Regions from separate parts of the Mus musculus genome. Here region 2 is linked to region 1. Evidence: chromatin loops called from intact Hi-C (ENCODE). Cell type or tissue: left cerebral cortex. All regions are shown on one strand.

Region 1 (2,500 bases):
TTAATTCCTGACATTTTCTTTTGGTGCTTCCAACAATAAAATTCAAAAATTACTATTTGGTAACTAAAAGATGATCAATTATTCTGATTCTAGAGACATGTATAATTTGAATTTAAAATGCTCACCAAAGCAATCTAGAATGTCCTGACAACGAACTCTATTTATCATCTTACTATTCATGTCTCTTATTAAAAGCATCGCATGTTCCCTGTTATAGTATTCTAAAACACTGCCACAAAATATAAACATAAGAATCTACTATGTGGGAATTTATATGTGTGTATATGTTTATGAACAATCACACTCAAGTTTATTTTAAAAAGTACACTAACCTAACCTAATTCATATCAATAGTGAACATATCTTTCAACTTCTCTCAACAATTATGGTAGAGGTATTTTGAGGTACTTTCATTTTTTTCTAATCCTTTGTATAAACAAATAAAAACATGGAAGAGATACTGGCTGAGCCTGAAACTTTAGGTGGTCACTTCATACAGTCAAGTACTGTACATCTCCAAGAGTACCATAAATATCATACAAGGATTATGTTGTAAAAGGCTACAGAGAGTCACTTCATATGGCCAAGCACTGTACATCTTCAGAAATGCTGTACACTGTGCCTCTCCAGGAGTGTTATATATATTATCTATAAGTCATGATATAAATATTCCAATGTAATGACCCCTTTCCTTGAAGCTATGCATATTCTGGATCTGTTCAGAGTTATTTAGCCTTGATTAAAACAAAATTCAGTGAATATTACTATAGGGAAAAACAAAAACGAAAAAATGTCCCTAAAATTTCAAAAATCCCAAGGTAACCAATGATTGACAAAAGATCAATAGATTATGAACTTATTTTCATGAAAATAATATCTTCAAAATGTTTGCCACTCACTAGAAGATAGAGACAATGTTAAAGACAGTTGTCTTGAAATAAGTCATAGATCCCTACCACTGAATATAGACTTTGTTGCTGTGTGAGGTGATTTTGGACATGAACACAGTTTGATACTATAGTGATCTTATAGCACCCTCAAGTGGATTAAACTAACAAAATTTCCTTTCCTGAAACTGTTAGAATCCATTCAAAAGGACTGTTGGGATGAAGCTGTGTCAACCTTTTCTCATGGCTTATAGTTGGAGGTACTCTGCTAATAGTGGCAATAAGTGTTTGAGGCTGATAATGAACAAAGTGACTAAATAATTTTTTTTCCTTAGTATTTCTCACTCTTCCTTGAGTCACTCCAGGGTAACTTTGAATTGAGTGTCAGATACTACACAACAACCTATATGGCAGCAAACAAAACTCTCAACTCTTGTACCCTATTCTTGACAATGAAGTCAAATGACCCACTATTGGGAGAAAGATTCAGACATATCTTTGAACATTTACATATAATGAAGCAGGGAAACAGAATAAGATACACACACTTATTCATATATACTATATAAAATGAAGAACTGCCTCACATGATAAACAACTATGACAGGTTAAAGGGATTGAACAACCTATAATATGAAATCTACAAGCTCTAGACCCAGGAAAGCTAGTCAGAGTCCACAGGCTAGAGAATATGCAGTCATTGATTTAAATTCTACTCTGAGGGGAGAAGAAGATAAAATTAGATGTCCCAGTTCAAGCATTGAAGCAAGGAAAAACACAAATTCCTTTTTTCTCTGCCTTGTTTCCTTTTCAAGCTCTCAAAAGATTAGATGACACCATCATAGTAGCCTATGGGACAATTTCATTGCCCTTAAAAATATATATATATTCTATAGTTTGTCTATTCTTCCTTCCACAGAAGTCCTGATAACCAAAGAACTTTACTGTCTCTGTAGTTTTTCTTTTTTGAGATTAACATCAGTTGGGATAATTCAGTATGTAGCCTTTTCAAATTTGCTTCTTTCACTCCTTCATACGTATTTAAGTTTCCTCAGGTTGTTTTTATCATTTGGTTATTAATTTCTCCTTAATGCCGGTGGAACAGTAATAGCCCAGGGTTACAAAGGAAAGGCCAAGTAAGCTTCAACCCTCAGATACCTCAAATATGAGGAAAGCAGGATTTGGCTATCTCACCCTCCCAACCTAGCACCATAAAGCCAGCTCCCCCAGTATCAACCCTAGTAAGAATTTATTACCCTGACAGTTATCAGGCCTCATTCCTTGTTTGACCTTGTGCATGGGCGCACATGCACACACACACATACACACACACACACACACACACACACACACACACACACCCTACAGTCCCTCAGTATGTAGATGAAGCATCTTCCAACAGCCCTGCCATAGTCAATGATACACAGTTCACACAAATCTTACCCCAAAGACCCTGGTCACCTCCCTGGAAGCATAAATACCCTACCCACAATAAACCCAACTCAGTGTCATTGCCAACACACTCATAGCCTGCCAAGATCCTGTGCTGCATTCAAAAACACCCAGCTAAGCTTCCCTCCCTCCAGTCCAGCTTGGTGAACAACAGGCCTGGC
Region 2 (2,500 bases), 480 kb before region 1:
AAAGAGACACATTGGAGGATGGTTGCTGAGAACAGACATGTTTTTCTGGATGCTGCTTGGAAAAAGGACATGTGACATTTTGCTAGAGTGGGCACATGATGTTTGGTAATAACCCAACATGCTGTGGGCGTTACCTTGTCACTCTTTTTCTGGTCTTTTCAGGCTTTGCTGCTGGTGGTCTTGGCTGATGACACTGTGGCATTGGTTCACCTTGCCTTCTTCTTTGTTGATCATTGTTTGTACTGACTTCATAGAGAGAAACTCACCAAAGAACTTCTCATCACGTTCTGGCAGCTTCTTGCCACTTCCATGGACTTGGGTTGATTGGTAGAGCCTCACAGTTTCTTCTGAATCGAACTCCCATTACTGGTTCATGAGTGGTGTTTGTGAGTGGATCTAGCTACTGTTGCTGATTCATGTGAGCTGAGCTGTTGATATCCTGACAATGAAGATTGGAATCTTTCCCCAAAACCATTTCTAAACAAGTCCACATCCCACTTTGCCCTATAATCCTTTCCTTTCCACTACTTCTGGCGCGTGGTGGGCTAAAAGGGAAGTTAAAGCATTTAAGAACCCTTATTAAAGTAGGTTTTAAAAAGTATAAGTCTACAAATGTATGAGTGCCATTGTCTCATTGCTATACAACGCTGCCTGCAGAATGCTTTCTGCAATGCCATCATCTAAAGAAACACTGGTAATGCCCACTTTTGGATAAAGGAGTCACTCAAGGAAACCTGTCTGTCTAGAAACCTGCTCAAACAACCTCCCTAATATAATAAGTTTTACATTTTTGTTCTATCCAATCAATATTAAAATAGATGAATTCCTCATTCCTTCCTTCACTTTTGAAATTATATCAATAAATCAAAGAAATCAGGAACATTTTGATTAAACCATTATTCTGCCTCAAAAAGATAATATTCTCTATTAATTTTTAAAAAGTCATTAGCATATAGAAAGCTTGAATTTCAAAACTTATGGACTTATAATAGAAGAAAACATCAATTCATTTGACACCAGAGTCACTGTCAGAGATGTTACATATGTTTTTGTAAGTTTGTTTTTTTCATAAGAACTTTTTCATTAGCTTGTGTGTTTGTTTGTTCATGGCTGTGCTTGTCCTGTAGTGTACCACTAGTCCCCTAGATGTTAGTAATGTAAAGGCAAAAAGATGATAAAAACAAAATTCAAAAGAAAAAGCAAATCATCTTTTCTGAATGTCAATCAACTCTTGCAAGTACACACTTCTGCCAGCAGGTGGCATACTCTCTATCCTGTCACCCCTTTATTCTGGCTGACCCCATTCAACACCCACTTCCCCTTCCTACGCCTAGTTGGCCTTGGCATTTCTTTGGTGCCACTCTGAGAAACTGTAACCTAATCTCTTTCTATATAGCTGAATACTTCCAGGCTTAGAGCCGGTTATGCAACTTACCAAAGTCACAAGACCACTAAGTGGTGACATCATTCTGTTGGAGGCTCAAATGCTTCCTCTTCCTACCATTTCAAAAACTGCTGAAGAGTGATTGCATGCACATCTGCATGCTGCATTCTAAACACGAGTGTGTTAAAAACACTTGTTTCGAGACTTTGACACCCACAAGTGATGAGCAATTTGGCCCAGGAGGTCTGGGGTGGGTCCTGATATGCCACATTCTAATGTGTATCTAGAAATGCTGCCATCAACAGAATCTAGGTGTTGGTAAGTCTGGTTCTAATGCCATCTACGTCTAGCCTGTGAGCGTGCAGTAATTAGTGTATTACTTTTTCTGAAACATTTTAAATTATAATCATGACAAATATAACATTTTTGATTCGTTGTTATGGTGAAATAAAAATCAGACTTCAGTACGATTAGCTTATCTGTCTGTCAGCCCTTTACAACAAGACTTCTGGAGTAGTGCTTAGGAAAATAAATGTGTAGAATATTGTCTCCAAAACATTTTACCAAAGTGGGCAGTAGGAGCTAGGTGGGAAACTTTATTCTTAAACTTACTGTTTGAGAATTTCGCATATGAATTTGGTGCATTTTGTGGAAATCTTTCCCACTCCCCCCCCCCCCCCCCCACACACACACACCATCTCTCCCAACCCCGTGTGCTCTGCTTTAAACCCTCGGAGTCCACTTCATGCAGATGCAGACAACTTTGAATAAATGCTGTCTCTGGCCCCCTTTAGTGTTTATAACCAGGAAGACACAGGTTTGGGCAACGTGCTTGACTTTGAAGGCAATGAAGCTATCACAGGGAAACTGGGGACCAGGTGTGGAAGCAGAGAAAAGACCATGTTCCCAAGGAAGCTTAAAGAAGGAAGGGGCAGACAGGGTAGGACAGGAAGGAGTTTCAAGAACAAGATGGACCCACTTTGCAATCTGAAGAGAAAGCTTTGTTTCCTGCTGGGCAAATGCCTGCCTTGTTAGCAGACTCATCGCTGTGAGTGGTGAGAACAGGGAGTGGAGAGGCCCTAACATGGATCAGAACTGCAATACACCTGCCCTTTT

What was found. Peaks named below come from ENCODE experiments on the same cell type or tissue, not always from the same donor. Only the 100,000 strongest peaks of a DNase experiment are listed, where the experiment ranks them.
Region 2: a loop joins it to region 1, with 5 times the contacts of the local background. A loop is called at or near these places in 17 of 42 quality-filtered maps.

What each region holds. Positions count from the first base shown.
Region 1 is chr3:33,790,149-33,792,648 of GRCm38, forward strand. No RefSeq gene overlaps it. Among named protein-coding and RNA genes, the nearest start is that of Ttc14, 8.8 kb to the right of the region's middle. In left cerebral cortex, a CTCF peak has its summit at 1,038; a DNase peak (open chromatin) is centred at 1,046.
Region 2 is chr3:33,307,069-33,309,568 of GRCm38, forward strand. No RefSeq gene overlaps it. Among named protein-coding and RNA genes, the nearest start is that of Gm24780, 85 kb to the right of the region's middle. In left cerebral cortex, a CTCF peak has its summit at 1,266 (motif pointing right); a DNase peak (open chromatin) is centred at 1,403; H3K27ac peaks cover 640 bases.